Linked DNA regions of Homo sapiens: region 2 is linked to region 1. A link is a loop called in an ENCODE intact Hi-C map of the cell type or tissue named here. Cell type or tissue: heart right ventricle. All regions are shown on one strand. Links, peaks and the distances in the headings refer to the core of each region. The heading gives the core; the rest is flanking DNA. Region 1 overlaps CACNA1S (calcium voltage-gated channel subunit alpha1 S). Region 2 holds the start of GPR25 (G protein-coupled receptor 25).

Region 1 (9,212 bases), core at 522-8,521:
CTGGGAAGACAAGCATGGTGGGAGCAGGGGAAGGAGTCAGGGTGGGGTCTCAGTATTGTCTCTGAGCCCTTGCTCAGGGCTCACACTGTATCAAGCTCAAGTCTCCAGCTGTATCAGGTCCATCCCCACATGGGGACCACTCCAGGAGTCTGAGACAACCTCAGGGTGAGCTTCATTAGCAGGGCAAGATGAGGAAGACCAGAAGTCAGGAAGGAGCAGGTTAGAGCTGCAGCAAGTCTGCCTGGGGGTATTTGGGCCAGACCACAGTGCCTGGGGAATTGAAAGATTTTGGAAGAAGAGCAGGAGATGACAGCCTGTAAAACCAACCACTCTGGGCACTGGAAGCCAAGGCCTGTGGGGAGAAAGTACATGACCCAAGAGTTGGGCTGCCCCAGGGGGACAGTGATGCCCTCCCACCATTGCCAGTACCCAGCAAGGCAGCTGCCACAAAACTCAGCCAATGTTTCTTAGTAAATGACTGGCTGTCTGAAAGGTTCAGAAAGAACTGGGTGGCCTTGTCAAGTGCAGTTGGTGTGATCTGGGTAACTTTTGCCTTTCTCCTGCTCCAGGTAACTTTGAGCAGGCCAACGAGGAGCTGAGGGCCATCATCAAGAAGATCTGGAAGAGAACCAGCATGAAGCTCTTGGACCAGGTCATCCCTCCAATAGGAGGTAGGTGCTACTTTGGGGGACCAGAGTCCAGAAGCAGCCAAGGAATGGGAGTGGGGAGCTTCTCCAAGGAGCCCCATGGGAATCTGAGAACGGACCAGATCCTCCATAAATGCCTTAGGTAGATCCCACGGGCATCCAACCTCAGGATGGAAAGTGCCCAGTGACCAAGTCAGCAAGACAAAGGATTGCTTGCATGCCCGGGCCTGGCTACAGCTGGCTCCCACTCTGAATCCAGTGTCAGATTCCCACTAGCCTTCAGGGCATCTCTTGTTGGCTCCTCTGCAGATGATGAGGTGACAGTGGGGAAGTTCTACGCCACATTCCTCATCCAGGAGCACTTCCGGAAGTTCATGAAACGCCAAGAGGAGTATTATGGCTATCGGCCCAAGAAGGACATTGTACAGATCCAGGTAAGCCCAATCCAGGTATGTTCCAAGGGGCTCCCCCACTGAGCCAGGTCTCCAGACTCTAGTTATCCTTCCATGTCCTTGAGGGGCCAATGATGGAGACATAGAGGGAAAAAGGAAGCCCAGAAGAGTGAAAAAATGTCAAGACAGTTCTGGGTAGTCCATGATTGAAGATGTTTCAACCTCAAAAAAAGAACCAGGGCGCTTCATCTCTGGATGATAGGACCAAAGAAAATAGGATTTGTTCAAGGGAGAGACAAGTTAGATAAGAACAGTGGTCTCTAGGCCAGGCGCAGTGGCTCACACCTATAATCCCAGCACTATGGGAGGCCAAGGTTGGCAGGTTACTTGAGGTCAGGAGTTCAAGACCAGCCTGGCCAACACGGCGAAACCCCATCTCTACCAAAAATACAAAAATTAGTCAGGTGTGGCGGCATGTGCCCAGCTACTCAGGAGGCTGAGGCGTGAGAATCACTTGACCCTGGAAGCGGAGGTTGCAGTGAACCGAGATTGAGACACTGAACCTCAGCCTGGGCGACAGAGTGAGACTGTGTCTCAAAAGAAAAAAAAAAAAGAACAGTTCTCTCTAAAGAAAGGTGATCCATGAAGGGCTCTTAAAATGTTCCACTGGGTATGGGTCCAGGTGCGGTGGCTCACACCTGTAATCCCAGCGCTTTGGGAGGCCAAGAAGGGCGGATCACTTGAGGTCAGGAGTTTGAGACCAGCCTGGGCAAGATGGTAGAACCCCATCTCTACTAAAATTACAAAATTAGCTGGGCATGGTGGCATACGCTTGTAATCCCAGCTATTTGGGAGGTTGAGGCGGGAGCATCACTGGAACCTGGGAGGCAGAGGTTGCAGTGAGGTGAGATTGCACCACTGCACTCTAGCAAGGGTGACAGAGTAAGACTCCATCTCAAAAGATAGATAAATAAATAAATAATAAATAAATAAATAAATAAATATGTCCCATTGGGTGTGAAAAGAAAACTTTAGAACTTTTTGTTTTATCTTATCTGGTTTTATTTCTATTTTTGGGTTCACTGTAATGCACATAATTTATAAAACCCCCAAATACACATGCATTTGAGCTGTGCTCAAAAATTTATTTCAATGGCTATTTTTATTTTGAAATAATCTCATACTTTTAAAAAGTTGCAAGTATAATATAAAACCTTTTTTTCTGAACCATTTGAGAGTAACTCCAAAATGATGTTCCATCATCCAAAAACACTTTAATGCATATTTCAAGGCATTGTGTGTATTCAAGGCAAAATGTGTATTACAAGGGCGTTATCCTGCATAATTCTTCTATGTAACCACAACATAACCACAAAATCAGGAAATTAACACTGATGCTTTTTTTTTTTTTTTTTTTTTTTTGGAGACAAGAGTCTCGCTGTCGCCCAGGCTGGAGTGCAGAGGCATGATCTTGGCTCACTGCGACCTCTGCCTCCCGGGTTCAAGCCATTCTCATGCCTCAGCTTCCTGAGTAGCTGGGATCACAGGCACACACCACCATGCCAGGCTACTTTTTGTATTTTTAGTAGAGATGGGGTTTCGCTATGCTGGCCAGACTGGTCTCAAACTCCTGACCTCAAGTGATCTGCCTGCCTCAGCTTCTCAAAGTGCTGGGATTACAGACGTGAGTCACCATGCCAGGCTAATACATTACTACATTCTAATCCTCAGACCCCATTCAAATTTCATTTGCTGTCCCAGTAAATGTCCTTTATAGCAAAAGGATCCAATCCAGAATCAGACAGTGCATTGAGTTGCCTTATCTCTTTCATCTCTTCCATCTGGAAGAGTTCATCAGTCTTTCCTTGACACGATCTTGACACTTGAAGACTGCAGGTCAGTATGTCCCTCAGTTGGGGTTTGTCTGATTACTAGGATATGCATCTTGGATAAGAATGCCACAGAAATGATTCTGTGTTCTCATTACAAGCTATTAGGTGACACCAGTCTTGACTTGTCCCATTACTGGTGATATTAACTTTGCTCAACTATATATATATGACATATCCAATCAATAAAGATCACCAATCTAGAAGACTGTACTGAGTAAGAACACTTCTCAACCTGGAAGCCTGGGAAGGGCATGAAATTTCCACCCATGGGGTCAAGAGATGACTCAATTGGAACAATTAAGGTGTGGGCTATCCCAGAGGCCAGAGCAGGACCTGGTGGCCTCTCAGGTACCTGAGATATTCAATAACCCAAGAGGGAGAGTGGGGCCTAGGCTGGGGCTTTGGGAGAGCCCTGGGTACAGTGATAAGAAACAAGTAAGCCATACGAAGCGGTTCTAGCCAGGCACGGTGGCTCATGCCTGTAATCCCAGCACTTTGGGAGGCCAAGTGGGTGGATCACAAGGTCAGGAGTTTGAGACCAGCCTAGCCAACATGGTGAAACCCCATCTCTACTAAAAATACAAGCATTAGCAGGGAGTGGTGGCACATGCCTATAATCCCAGCTACTCAGGAGGCTGAGGCAGGAGAATCACTTGAACCCGGGAAGCAGAGGTTACAGTGAGCTCAGATTGTGCCACTGCACTCCAGCCTGGGCAACAGAGTGAGACTCTGTCTCAAAAAAAGAAAAAGTGGTTCTGGTCTCCTCTCCTGGGCTGGAGAGATAACTGAGTCCCTTCGTCATCCCCAGGCAGGGCTGCGGACCATTGAGGAAGAGGCAGCCCCCGAGATCTGTCGCACGGTCTCAGGAGACCTGGCTGCTGAGGAGGAGCTGGAGAGAGCCATGGTGGAGGCTGCGATGGAGGAGGGAATATTCCGGGTGAGGGAGAGCCAGGAGCACCCCTAGTGGTCTAGACACCATGAGTGGCAGTGTCTCACAGAGAGGAGGGCTGGGAGCCCAGCCACACGAGAGGGGGACATGGGAGCTGAAGATACCCCACTCCGTCTCTCCACTTCACCACCCACCTCTCCTGGGACTCAGAATCAATGACCTGATCTACTAGAGGTGTCAAATGCAACACACTCTTTCCCACATTTCCCTACCAAATCTCACCCCTTCCCTTTCCTCCCCACAAACCCTAGGCAACGACCCATCTCCCAGAGGCCCTCCAGGATCAAATGCCCTGCCTGCCTCCACTGAGGCCAGTCCTCCATCCTTAGCTCTGTCTCATGTTTCTTATAACACTTTATTGCTGGAAGGTCTTTAATGACACCTAGTTAGGTCTTTTTGGGTTATTCATGAGGAAATAGTGGCCCACAGAGATCATGTGAGATGTCCAATATCACCTAGTAAATCAGTTTCAGAGCGGGGACTAGAACCCAGTGCTGCAGACTCCCGATTCAGCCCTCTCTCCCCTACACCACACTTCTCTTCTGTGTGCCTGTGTCCCCTATATACCTCCTTAGGTGTGTGCTGTCTACCCCATCAAACAAAGAACTTTCTAAGGGTGGGAATTTTCTTCTTTTGATCTCACCACTCAGTCCATCCTCCTTTGGCCTTATAAGATTTGTCTCCCAATACTATTGCTTGTTCCCAATACCACTGTCCCAGAGTGACAGCCCCCCATGCCCTCCCTGCCCTCACCCCCAGTCACTGCTCTTCTCCTTGCCCCTAGAGGACTGGAGGCCTGTTTGGCCAGGTGGACAACTTCCTGGAAAGGACCAACTCCCTGCCCCCCGTCATGGCCAATCAGAGACCCCTCCAGTTTGCTGAGATAGAGATGGAAGAGATGGAGTCACCTGTCTTCTTGGAGGACTTCCCACAAGATCCACGCACCAACCCCCTGGCTCGTGCCAATACCAACAATGCCAACGCCAATGTCGCCTATGGCAACAGCAACCATAGCAACAGCCATGTGTTTTCCAGGTAGTGGCGGCCACTGCCATCCCTGGGTGTAGAGGTACTGGGAGGACAATGTCAGCAGGTTCCAGGTTGGATTGGAAGAGGGTACCCCAAATTTGTAGGGTGTCTTTTGCTTGCCTTTGTGCCCCAATCCATCCTGAACCTTAATGTAAGAGGCCGACCTCGATGGCAGAGGCTTCTTTGGCCAGCAGGGGGAAGCCTCACATCATGTCAGTATTGGCCCCAGTGTTGAGAGGTTCTTTTATTCCGTCGGCTTCAGCAAGTCTAGGAGCTGAGACGTATTGAACACATGATAGGTTAGGAGAGGATCTTCGGTGGTAGCACATACCACAAAAGACTGTGGACAATAAGATTCCATCACTGGATTTAGGTTCCAAGGAGATCCCGCTGTGCTGGGTGGTTCCCATCTCACCAACCTTGGGCTGTAGACTAAATATAATCTGTGATTACGTAAGTGTCATAAAAAACAGCAGGATGAGGGGGAGAACTTCTCAGCAATCATAACTTAGGGGCTAGGCTCAGGCAAAGCTTCTGTTCTAGACAGGAGGTCAGCTGATTGGAGGCCTCTTCGGCCTGGAAAGGCTTAGCCCCAGGCCTCAGGAATAAGCAGAACAAGGCAGCAGCCAGCCCCTTTTCATGGCCAGGGCTGCCTGCACCCCTTCCAGTCACAGAGACCCCTTAAATTCAGCCCACAAGCCTTGAAGGGTGCATGTACCTTTTTGGGTCACCATGGTGCAAGGTAACGTGGAAATACAGAAGCATCAGCCCTGGGCCCTGCCCTGAAGGGGGTTGTCGTCTTGTTGGGTGATATGTTATGTGATATGATTGGGACCAAATAATCACAGAGGCCAGGAGTGGTGGCTCATGCCTGTAATCCCAGCACTTTGGGAGGCCTAGGCAGGTGGATCACTTGAGGTCAGGAGTTCGAGACCTGCCTGGCCAACATGGAGAAACCGTGTCTCTACTAAAAACACACAAAAAATTAGTCAGGTGTGGTGGCGCATGCCTGAAATCTCAGCTACTCGGGAGGCTGAGGCAGAAGAATCTCTTGAACTCAAGAAGTGGAGGTTGCAGTGAGCTGATTGTGCCACTGCACTCCAGCCTGGGTGAGAGAACAAGACTCCGTCTCAAAAAAACAAAACAAAACAAAACAAATAAACAAAAAACACCAAATAATAACAGATATTTAGTGTCCTGAGAGTGCAGAGGGGGTATGGATCACCATGGGCTGGAAAGACCTAGAATGGTTCTCAGCCTTGGCTGTGCATTAGATAATCCAGGGAGCTTCTGCAAATCCCAATGCCTGGGCCTCACCACAGATGCTGGGTGTGGGACTCAGCCACCACTCACCTTTGAGCTCCTCAGGTGATCCTATGTGTGGCCAAGATGGAGAAGCAGGGTTCCAAAGGCTGGGAGGCTGCAGCTGGGCCTTGGAAGATGAACAGAATGTAGAAAGGGTAGAGGGAGCAACTGAGCAAAGGAGTGGAGTCAGGAATGCTCTGGACTCCTTCCTCCTAGAGAGTCAGGGCTGGCTGGGGCACAGTGGTGGAAACGTCAGCCCTAGAGTCACGGCTGCTACACTAGGTTGGCCTTGTACAGGCTCTGAGGGAAAAGGATGTTTGGGGCCAGAGAGGCAGGGATGCCGAGAGAGCTAGCAGCCTTCTCTGGTTCACCCAGCCTTGCTTCCATTTCAGTGTCCACTATGAAAGGGAGTTCCCAGAAGAGACAGAGACGCCTGCTACCAGAGGACGAGCCCTTGGCCAACCCTGCAGGGTCCTGGGTCAGTCCCTTCTGTGCATCTAAGAAGCTTGAGTCTTCTCCCAGAGGAGTCCGGGAAGCCCCACTCTTTTCTTAGAGTCTGGGAACTTGGCTGGGAGGGCTGGCTTGGGAGCCTGTTACAATGGCAGTCATCTGGGCCCTGGAATGGGAAAACCATCAGGACCAGCTACTTGTCCAGGGGGGAAGCAGGGCACCATCTAGGTGGCTGAGTGAGGTGGAAGGGGGAAAGCCCATTCATGCTAAAGGGCCCTCTGCAGGCCTCCCAGGAAACTCACACAGCCCCCTACACCATCCCCAGCACAGGAGTCCCCACACCGCCCCAGGTCCCTGGAAGGGCAGCCCCTGGACACACTGACGTCTTGACTCTGGGGCCCTTCTGCAAATGATCTTGTAGTCTAGTATGTCCTAGACTGCTGTGTGACAGTAGGAGCCCCAAGGATGCTGGGGGCTAGTGGCAATAAGGATACTGCTGTGTTCCCCAACACACTTTCACTTTAATGTGCACACACCCAGGGACCACAGAGGACCAGCTTGGCCAGAGACTCTGGCCCTTATCCCCTCTCCCAAACCTTCAAGAACAGCGACCAGGGCCAGTAAAGTTGGGGCAGCCCTGCCTGGCCTGGAGTTGATTGGGCCTCATCATGTGTCCACCCTCTAAGACACCTTCTGCAGCCCTGAGAATCTCAGAGCTCTCACAGAGTGTGGCTAGCCAGCCAAGCGAGCCTCTGTTGACTCAGGGCTCCTGGCAGGAGTCAGCAGCCCCTCTTATCCTTGCCCCTTCTTGCATACAGGACCCCACAGCAAACCCTGTGTGGAGATGCTGAAGGGACTGCTGACCCAGAGGGCAATGCCCAGAGGCCAGGCACCTCCTGCCCCCTGCCAGGTAACAGTGGCAGAGGCCTGGGAGCAAACTCCATACAGAGACCCTGCCTGGCCTGATACTTGGAGTGGGATCATGGCAGGGGAAGGCTGTGGCAGCAATGTGTCCAACAGTACAGAAGGGACGGGATCCCTCCATCCTCCCCTTTCTGTGGATCTTGGTTGAGTTGCCCTCAGATGATCTGGAATTTTGCTCATTGGTGGGCTCCAGCACCCCTGTCGGGGTCTTTGCTTTTGTACCTTTGGAACAGTGCCCCAGGGTGGAGTCCTCCATGCCTGAGGACAGAAAGAGCTCCACACCAGGGTCTCTTCATGAGGAGACACCCCACAGCAGGAGCACCAGGGAGAATACTTCCAGGTGCTCAGCACCAGCTACAGCCCTGCTGATCCAAAAGGTGAGCCAGGGGCTGGGTCACAGCAGTGGCTGCATTGAGTGGTGGCCCTGTGATGGCCTGGCGTGGAGAGAGGGTAGGGCCAACAGAGGCAGGTCCCCAAATGTGGCTCCCCAGGAAGACCCCACTCAGCCTACTCTCCTCCCTGCAGGCTCTGGTTCGAGGGGGCCTGGGCACCTTGGCAGCTGATGCAAACTTCATCATGGCAACAGGCCAGGCCCTGGCAGATGCCTGCCAAATGGAACCAGAGGAAGTGGAGATCATGGCAACAGAGCTACTGAAAGGACGAGAGGCCCCAGAGGGCATGGCCAGCTCCCTGGGATGCCTGAACCTCGGGTCCTCCCTGGGCAGCCTCGACCAACACCAGGGCTCCCAGGAGACCCTTATTCCTCCAAGGCTGTGATGCCCACACAGCATCAGCATGGGCTTAGAGCTGGCATGACCAATGGGGGTGGGGAAGTTGCTGGGGTGGAGAAGGGCTAGCCCACCGCAGCAGCCTCCCTCCCTCTCAGCAGCTAGATGCATGGCCTGAGGCAGGGTGGTCAGGAACCACCTCAAAAAGTGCGGAGGAAGTAGCTGGACAGGCCCTGCCCCTCACCAGCAAGAGGCATGATTGGATGGAGCTTCTAATGTCATTCAAAAAGGCCTGGTCAGTGCCTGTCTGGCCTAGGGCCACTCCCACCTGCAGGACATTAAAATCTCCAGGCCTGTGACACTGGCAACTGGCCTCTGCTTGTCCAGTTTTTTGGACTCTTCTACACCTGTGTTTCCCCCTCCCCAGTCCCTTCCCCAGGAACCCTGCCCATGGGCTTGGGAGACTGGGCTGTGGAGAAAGACAGAGGGGCCATCTGGATTATTTTTCTGCATGAGGCAGAGAGGGACCTGTTGTGGGTTCTCCTGAAGTCCACAGCCAAGTCCACTGACTGGGACCAAGCAGCCCCAGAAAGGACTGGTGGTCTCAGAAGCAGCTGCACACCCCAGGTCACACCATGGCCAAACATCTTCGAAGCTACGACCATGTTGCATTGGCCAGAGTCCACTGCCAACACAGGCTCTCAGAGCCCTCAACTGCCCCCTGTTTATTGCCTTGAATATCAAAGATCTACATTCTCCAGGGCTCCTCTTAGCCACACCAAGTAACTATGAGTAACAGTAGCTACTATTTACCAAGTGCCTCCTGCGTGCCACCTACACACCTGCTCTCATGCCAGGGGCTGCAATACGTTGTTTACAAAGCACCTTCATGTACA
Region 2 (9,212 bases), core at 618-8,617, 170 kb after region 1:
CAGTGGTGTGATCTCAGCTCACTGCAACCTCCGCCTCCCCGCCTCAAGCAATTCTCCTGCCTCAGCCTCCCAAGTAGCTGGGATTACAGGTGCCCGACACCACACCCCGCTAATTTTTTTGTATTTTTAGTAGAGTCGGGGTTTCACCATGTTGGCCAGGCTGATCTTGTACTCCTGGCCTCAGGTGATCTGCCTGCCTTGGCCTCCCAAAGTGCTGGGATTACAGGCATGAGCCACTGCACCTGGCCATTTTTAATTTTTTTAGAGACAGAGTCTCACTATGATGCCCAGACCAGTCTCGAACTGCTGGGCTCAAGCGATCTTCCCACCTCGGCCTCCCAAAGTGCTAGGATTACAGATGTGAGCTACCCATGCCCAGGCTGCTTTTAAAACATTTGCAGCTGGGTGTGGTGGCTCATGCCTGTAATCCCAACACTTTGGGAAACCGAGGTGGGTGGATCACTTGAGCTCAGGAGTTTGAGACCAGCCTGGCCAACATGGTGAAACTCCGTCTCTACTAAAAATACAAAAATTAGCTGGACATGGTGGCGCGTGCCTGTAATCCCAGCTACTTGGAAGGCTGAGGTAGGAGAATCACTTGAACCCAGGAGGTGGAGGTTGAAGTAAGCTGAGATCGTGTCACTGCACTCCAGCCTGGGTGACAGAGTGAGACTCTGTCTCAAAAAAAGAATTTTTTCTTAATATGCTACACAGGTATAAGTGGTGATTATTACCTTAAGTGACCCCCATTTCTGGCCCTCAGTCTCCTCGTTCTCAGAATGGACAAAATGAGCTTCTGTCCTTAAAGCACTGTGATGGATGTAAATATGAATCTCAGGCAGTGCCCACTTTCATGGAAGATGTACTTACACACTCAATAAATACTTTTTGATGTTCATGATGATGAAGAGGAGGGGTGATTTCACATCATTGCTTTCTCCTTTCCTCTCACATCCCAAGCATTTCCTGGTCTTTTCATCATTTGCACCTTTTGCCCCATCATTTGGGGGTGATGGGATAAGTATGTCTTGTGGCCACTCGGCCCAGGTAGGACAGGGAGTTAGCCCCAGTAAGCTCTAACAAGCAAGACGTACTCACAAGTGTCCAGAGTCCTCACTCTGCCTTCAGAGTGGTGTGGGGCTGAGTCATATCACCAAGTGCCACCCCTGGAGCTCTGCCATTCTGCTGAACTCCCCAAATCACTCATCAACCCAAGTGCCCTGGGTTCCCACACTGTGCCCCAAGAAAGCACCCAAGGGGTTGAGAGAGGTGAGGAGGAAGCCCAGAATTAGTCACAAGAAGCAAATCAGAATCACACACAGCCAGTGTGCCCAGCCTTAGCCTAGATGCTGACCTTTTGAAAACCCAGAGTGGCTCCACCCCATCTCCTCTCCATGGCTACAAGGATTGGGATGGGGTAGCCCGGCCTGGAACAAGCTAATCCTGAGGGTATGTTGTCTAAAACTCCTGCAGTATGTTTGTCTAAAACACCACAGCTTACAAAGTACTTTCAAGATTATTTCCTTTGATCTGTGAGGCAGCCTGAGGAGATATTATCATCTTCATCCTTTAGATGAAGAAAGTGAGTCTCAAGAAAGGTAAGCGAGGTGGCCAAGGACAGGCAGCTTGTTATGAGCTCCAGTGCTTTGGTAGCTTCGTTGCTATTTGTTAACTGCCCTTTAAAAGAAGCTTATAGGGGCCAGGCATGGTGGCTCACGCCTGTAATCTCAGCACTTTGGGTGGCTAAGGTGGGTGGATCACCTAAGGTCAGGAGTTCAAGACCAGCCTGGCCAACATGGTGAAACCCCATCTCTACTAAAAATATTAAAAAATTGGCGGGAGCCTGTAATCCCAGCTACTTGGGAGGCTGAGGCAGGAGAATTGTTTGAACCAGGGAGGAGGAGGTTGCAGTGAGCTGAGATCCCATCATTGTACTCCAGCCTGGGTGACAGAGCATGACTCTGTCTCAAAAAAAAAAAAGAAGCTTATAAACCCAGGCACAGTGGTTCATGCCTGTAATCCTAGCAAACCTTGGGAGGCCAAGGTGGGGGGATCACTTGAGGCCAGGAGGTGGAGGCTGCAGCAAGCTATGATTGCACAGGAAGACTGTCTCTTTAAAAAAAAAAAAAAAGCTCATAGAACATTTAAAAGTAAAGAAATGGAGGGGAAAAAGGATCTAAAATCCACTTACTCTAACACAATCATACACAATCATTATCATTAATGATTATTGTATTTCTTCCTAGCCTTTTTTTGCAAGTCCTTTAACAATCCATAGCTGTTACACATAAAATGCAATAGCCTTCCTTTTACTCTTCACATTCTATGACATTATTTCATATCATGACATGGTCCTGATGATCATTCATTCAACAGGTAGTTAGTGAGTGCCTGAGATGTGCAGGCATGCTCCAGGCACTGGGAACACAGCCTTGAACCAACAGACAAAACCGTCTGCATGCATGGAGCTTGCATCCTGACAGGAGGGACAAGCAAGAAACGAAGAAATAAATCGACAGCATTCCATTAGTTAGCACCTAGATAAAAGAGATATACCTATAGTGTTCAAAGCTTGAGCTATGAGAAATAAAAGAGCAAAAGATCGTTTTCATCAAAAGGACTATGAAGCATGTTATGTTTTACTTAACAAAACCAGTGCTAACCATGTTACATCCTCCAGACTTGAAGTGTGTGGGTGTGTTTAACAGACACAATTTTACCTTTTTTTCCCTTTTAAGTTATCCGTCAACATTTTTCAGTCTCTCTTTAAAGAGCATCTTAAATTTGCATAATAGTCATTCATCTTAATAAAAACATTACACTGTTGTTGGACATTGTTGTTTCCTTTCAGGTTTAACTCTTTAAAAACTTCTCTAACTCAGCCGCAGGGTGCACTGCCTCATGCCTGTAGTCCCGGCACTTCAGGAGGCCAAGGTGGGTGGATCACGAGGTCAAGAGACTGAGACCATTCTGGCTAACATGGTGAAACCCTGTCTCTACTAAAAGTACAAAAAATTAGCCGGGCGTGGTGGTGCACACCTGTATTCCCAGCTACTTGGGAGGCTGAGGCAGGAGAATCGCTTGAACCCAGGAGGTGGAGGTTGCAGTGAGCCGAGATCACACCACTGCACTCCAGCCTGGGCAACAGAGCAAGATCCCATCTCAAAAAAACAAAAAACGAAAACAAAACAAAAAAACTTCTATAACTCAGTGCAGAATCGTTTAAATTTAGTACTGTTGCATTAGAAGAGAGTGGCAGAAGCAAAACTACAGGGTCGAAGGGTATAAACATTTTAAATAAACAGGATATGAAAAGTTCTAAAGCTCTTGATGAAGATTGACAATTGCTTTCTAAAGGAATCTACTCTCACCAGCCACATATGTGGGAATGCTCGTTTAACCAGTTCCTCGATGAATCTGAGCCTCATCTTCCCCAGTGGGAGATGGGAGCTCACTGATCCTCTTTCATTTTTGTCTGAATTTAAGGGAAAATTTCCAAAGGACACATGGTAGACCAGTTCCGTGATCTACTCAAACAAAGGGCGGAAACTGTCTCTCCACATTGCAGAGTTCCACAGCAGGAGGGGAATGCTGAGTTTCAATAGCTACTGCAGGAGGGGAGACGAAAACCCACCAGGGCATGGAGAAGTCTTCTTTCTTCCTGTCTGTTTTCAGGGAACTCAACTAGTCAGTAAGTCAGAAGCAGCAACTTGGCAGGGGTGGAGGTGGGGGCTCAGTCCCAATAGCCTAGAAAAGTGCCTCCTCTGTACTCTGAGATCTTGTCACACACAAACCCAGATGAGAATCAGCTTCCCTGCCCTGAAAATTCTGGGGTCTCAGCCCCATGAAAAAATAATTTCTTGCCTCGGAGAGCAATCGTGAGGATAGGAAGGGCCAAGACTTAACTGAACTCTCAAACACCGAAGTGCCTGAAATGTGTCCTGCTGGCAGAGGTGACCTCACAGGCTGCAAGGCTTGCCTCTCTTGGAGTATATGGTAGGAACATGCAGAGATGCACTTTTTGGCAGGCTGACCTAGGAGAGCCGATGTTCAATCCAAGCAGCTCCAAATGCTGAAGAGAATACAGGGGTATTTGATGGGGGGATGGGATGGATAGCCTGCGACAGAATGCCAGCCTTCAGACCCAACCTAGTGCTGAGGTGCTGATGTGCGTGCACACCCACCCGTTCCCCCAGAGCTTGCAACATCAAGACTGGCCTGTGGGGATCTGGCTAGGATGTGCACTGACTGAAATGTCTTTAGGCCAAATCCTCTTAAATCAAAAGTATAAACAGTGAATTTCCAAACCCTACAGAAACCTCAAATGAGAAATGACAGAGTCAGAAAATGGCTAATCCTCCAAGTTTGTACTGGAAGGTCTGAAAAAAGATAGAAAAAAAAAGGGGGGGCCTGGTATATATTTGAAAATCCAAAATGACACATCTTCTCTTGGAAGTGACACTTGGCTGGCAGATGCCCTTATATAAATATATTTTCTTTCGGTAATTTTCAAAATGTGAAATGTCCTTAAAAATAAGAATAAATGACTTGCTTCCTCCTGTGGGATTACTGCACCTGCAGAGTGCAGCCAGCTCTCATGCTCCCAGACACCACCCCAAATCCTCATCATCCTGAGATCAACCTCAACTACTGTGTTGAGTTTTGTCTCACCCAGTGTACGACCCGCCTCCTGATATGCATTTCACTCCCACTGCTCAAGCAAAGACGGTTGTCAAGACAGGGCTAGCAAGAGTGTTTATTGAGAAAGATGAATTCACAGAGATTTTGAGGTTCCTGGCTGAGTGATGGAGACCTCAAAAAACGCCTGGTGAGCGATTTCAGGACCTTCTGTCCAGAGGGAAAGACCAGAACAACTTCCAGGTGAGTCCTGCCGCTTCACAGGGGGAGAAGTGTCACCAGATTCAATGCAAGGGTTTTGTGAGTGAGAAGGGCAGGGGGTCTGACTTGGAGAAGGTATTTCTCTGAAAGCAACGGCTATTGTGGGAGACGGGAGAAAGCACAGCCAGAAATCAGAATGGCATTTGGGGGTCTGGGTTAGATATTCTGGTGGGTTCTCTTCCCGATGGGACAGAGAAGGAAACCCACTTCCCTTCTGTCTACTTGGTGAATCTGCGGGTCTCCGAGTTGCTGTCTGCTACATCTCATAGCACCTATCTTGGACTGGACAAAATTAGCTCAGGTACCCTGCAGGCTGAGAGGGAACAGCTAGTCACAGGAGCCTGGTTTAGGGGAGTTCAATTGTTCTGAGGTTCCGGGGAAACCGATGGAGGAGGCCTTGGGAGTCCAGGCAGCGCGCGAGGAAATGCGATGCCGGCCCGAGCAGCTTGCTGCCGCCAGAACAGGCGCGTCTGGGGAGCTCAGTCCCCTCCGGGACCTCTGGCCTCCTCTCGATGCTCCGCTGCCGCCCACCTCCAGCGGCCCGGGGCAGCTACCAGGAGGCCGAGGCAGTGTTCGCGGCCTGGGCCCGGCAACGGAACACGGAACTGTCGTCCCTGGAGAGCGAGGAGGCTGAGCTGATCCTTCGCGCCAGGCGGCCGGTGCGCCCGCAGGCCCCGTCCAGCGCCCGGGCTCGGAATGAGCGGTCCAGCAGGAGGTAGATGAGCGGGTTGGCGCAGCTGTTGACGAAGGCCAGGCAGGTGGCAATGGTGAGGCCCCAGCGCAGCGCCAGCAGCAGGGGGCACGGCAGCGGCAGCGCCCCCAGACGCGCCAGGTGGAAGACGGCCCGCAGGGCGCTGAAGGGCAGCCAGGAGCCCACAAACGTGCTCTCGATGGCGAAGATGATGCGCAGCGAGTTCCTCCGGGCCCGACCCACGTGCGGCGGCCGTCGCAGGCGGCGCGAGATGCGGCAGTAGCAGAAGAGGGTGACGACCAGGGGCAGCACGAAGGTCAGCAGCAGCAGCAGCAAGCTGAGGCCCTGGAAGGCGTGGGAGGGCTCCTCGCCGCACTGGCTGTCCTGGCCCCCAGGCAGGGGCTGCAACCCCCGGTAGACCAGGGAGGGCAGGCCGGCCAGCAGCGCCACGGCCCAGACGCCGCAGCACGAGGCCAGCGCGCAGCGCGGGGTGCGCAGTGGCCTCGCCTCGAGCAGCTTCACCACGGCCAGGTAGCGGTCCACGCTCATGCCCGCCAGCAGCAGCGCGCCCGCGCAGCGCGTGCCCGCCAGCGCGAAGCTGCTGAGCTTGCAGAGGCCATCGCCGAACGGCCAGCGGCCGCCTAGCGCCGCCGCCGCGGCCCACAGCGGCAGCGTGAGCACGAAGCCCAGGTCAGCTGCCGCCAGGTGCAGCACGAAGGTATCCACCAGCCGCCGCGGGCCCCGCCGCCCGGCCAGCAGCCACACCACAAAGGCGTTGCCCAGCAGGCCCACGGCGAAGGCCGCCAGGTAGAGCGCGGGGATGTAGACGTAGCCGTAGGGCAGGTCCCCGGCCGGACACAGCTCCAGCTCCTCCAGGCCGTCCAACCCCGAGTAGTCCCAGGGCGCTGACCCCGGGCTGGGGCTCCAGGGCTCTGTGGGGGCCATGGCCTGGCTATGAGGCCTGCGCGGAGTGCAGCCCTGGGCGCAGGCGGCAGCAGCTCTGAGCAGGAGGGGGTTTGCTCTTCACGCCCGGCCCTGCACCTCCCTTCCTGCCACCCAAGCCGGAGGCAAATGGGTGGGCAGGAAAGAGGGGAGGGAGGAGGGGATGGGGTGGGAGGGGCAGGCTTCTGTGAGAGAGATGGTGGCCTCCGATTTGGGGCTGACCCGAGGGGTAAGGGCAGGGACAGGCAAAAGGGGCTTCACATCTAAATCTTGGGAGGAAAAGTCTTCAGGGCTGGGAGACCTGCCCGGCCTCCCAGTAGGAGCGTGGCCCATTCCTCTATTAGTTGCTCAGTTTCTTTGTTCGTGAAATCGGGATACTTGCCCCACTGTCTCAGGGTCGCGTTGCAAGAGGTGGTGGGTGCCCGAGAGCCCTAACCTCTTCTCAGCCTCCACTTCACCCCTTCCCACCTGCACCCACCGGCTGCTGTCTTCTCTGTTTTAGAGGTGAGAAGACAGAGCCCCGGGATTTTATGAGTATGGGGCCTAAGGCACGCCCCACCCCAAATCCACCTGTTCCCTAGGAAAGACTCCACTGCCGGGACACAGCAGATCTGGGTGGGTGGGGGAGCCCGCCCTGGGCAGTCAAGCAGTTGTTAGCGTCCTGAGATGTGGGGCTCATGTCTTCACCCTATGAGTGGCTTCTCTGACCCAGTCAGGTCCTCATGAAGCCACGCGAAAGGGTTTTAAGGCAGCGAGGAAGGGGTGTAGTCAGATCATCCTGCTGGAAAGGGGTGAAACCTGGGATTCACATCTGCCTCTTCCCTGTCTTCTCCTATCCTAAAAAACCTGTCAAGCCAGACACAGATGTAAGCTCAGTTCAAAAGATGACACCTAATGAAACACCAGATTAGTTGTCCTAAATTATGAGTCAGGAGCTTGGAGGCAGCAAGATCCCTTCTGAACTGAGAAACTGAGAGTAAGGGGAGGATTCATAAAGACGAGGGGGAATGAAGTCTGACCCTGAGGAGGCAGTGGGACCTAAGGAGGAGAGGATGGGTGAGGGAAAGCTTGCTCTTTCTCCTGAAGGAGGCATGCAGCCACTTACATCTGAATTCTTCTTAGCAGATATCCCTTCCACAAGATATTGTGGTAGAACTGATGTCACAGTGCCCTCTGAGTCTGTCCCCAGTGTTCCCAGGTATGAGTGGCTGATGTGCCGGGCAACCCGGTGTGGAAAATTTGAGGTGGATTATCAATTTTGTTCGATTAAGACTTGTTAACAATGAACTCCTCCATGAAGCAGGCACTGTTTCAGGCACTGCAAGAGATGCCATTCTTGGCCTTCGCAGTTTGTTGCATAGGCAGGAGAGATGGTTACATAAGCAGAATCTTATGTAATCTTATGCAGGGGCCAAATTGTAGTAAATGTTAAAAACCAAGCCCTCTTAGGGTTTAGTGGAGGGGGAGTGATTATTTTTGACGGGAGGGCTGAATCAGAAAAGGCCTTCGAGGAGATGACACTTGAGATCAGTCCCAGGAAGGAGCTGAAAGTCAAATAAGAGCAGCAGAAAAGAGAAGAAAGGGTCAGACTCGGAGGAGGGAGTAAAGGGAACAAGTATACCAAAATGAGTAGGAATGTGGGCTTTTCAGGGGACAAGCAGTCTGCCAGAGCCCAGGGTAGGAAGGTGGGGGCAGGAGATGAAGCAGGAAAGGATCATGAGGGGATTTGGATTTCAATCTATAGGTCATGGGGAGCCAGGAGGCATCGATCTGTGTTTTGAAAAGATCGCTGGCAGAACTATGGAGAAGGGAGAGGCTCAAGCCAGGGAGACCCCATAGTAGGTTGTAATTATTTGTGTCTGAAATAGATCATGAGCAGTGGGGACAGAAATGGGAGGGTATATTCAAGAGATAATTGTAACATCATAGGTCTCACAAAGAGGAGTCAAAGATAAGCCTGGGGTTTCTCTGCTTAGGGACTATATGGACGCTGTCCCCTTAACTGCCAAGAACACAGAGAGGCACATGTGTGTATGTGTTCAGTTTGATGTTGAAGTGGGGTCATGAAATAATTTATCATCTAACCAGGATGTTTCTGAGAGTGAAAGGGGCACTATCAGAATTAACCTGGGCCGTAAACCAGGACTATTTTGGGCAAACTGGGACATAAGGTCACCCTCGCTCAGGGTCCCTCTGGCACACGGAGATCCCCAGGAAGGATTTGGAAAATGGTCTTAGAGGCCGGGCGCAGTGGCTCACATCTAATCCCAGCACTTTGGGAGGCCGAGGTGGGTAGATCACTTCAAGTCAGGAGCTCGAGACCAGCCTGGCCAACATGGTGAAACCCTGTCTCTACTAAAAATGCAAAAATTAGCCGGGCACGGTACGCGCAAGTCCCAGCTACTCAGGAGGCTGAGGTGGGAGAATCGCTTGAACCCAGGAGCAAAGGTTGCAGTGAGCTGAGATCAAGCCACTGCACTCCAGCCTGGGTGAAAGAGCGAGACTCCATCTCAAAAAGAAAATGGTCCTAGAGCTCACAGAGGGTTGGGTATGCAGTGTTTAGGCTGCTCCTGTCAAGAATTTCTCCCACACCAATTACAAGATGGGCAGGGAAGAGAAGAGCCTAGGGAATGAATGGTCTGGACCTTCCCTTCACTGGCTTTTCAGCCTCCGGGCTTGG

Evidence for each region. A loop is a pair of places that touch in the nucleus more often than their neighbours do. Peaks named below come from ENCODE experiments on the same cell type or tissue, not always from the same donor. Only the 100,000 strongest peaks of a DNase experiment are listed, where the experiment ranks them.
Region 2: it touches region 1 in a loop (2.5-fold over the local background); 7 of 110 quality-filtered maps call a loop at or near these places.

The regions. Positions count from the first base shown.
Region 1 is chr1:201,038,984-201,048,195 of GRCh38, reverse strand. It overlaps CACNA1S (calcium voltage-gated channel subunit alpha1 S), which reads left to right. Exons shown (of 44, transcript NM_000069.3): 37 at 570-671; 38 at 957-1,081; 39 at 3,740-3,868; 40 at 4,665-4,915; 41 at 6,607-6,692; 42 at 7,483-7,574; 43 at 7,822-7,965; 44 at 8,114-8,684. The coding sequence ends at 8,365. Among named protein-coding and RNA genes, the nearest start is that of KIF21B, 20 kb to the right of the region's middle. In heart right ventricle, for the core only: CTCF peaks have their summits at 4,888 and 5,100 (motif pointing right); a DNase peak (open chromatin) is centred at 5,095; H3K27me3 peaks cover 1,155 bases.
Region 2 is chr1:200,870,361-200,879,572 of GRCh38, reverse strand. It overlaps GPR25 (G protein-coupled receptor 25), which reads right to left and starts at 6,592. Exons shown (of 1, transcript NM_005298.4): 1 at 5,395-6,592. The coding sequence starts at 6,535. The coding sequence ends at 5,450. RefSeq lists an enhancer at 5,898-6,540. In heart right ventricle, for the core only: no CTCF peak of the experiment used is centred there; no DNase peak of the experiment used is centred there; H3K4me3 peaks cover 1,192 bases; H3K27me3 peaks cover 7,466 bases.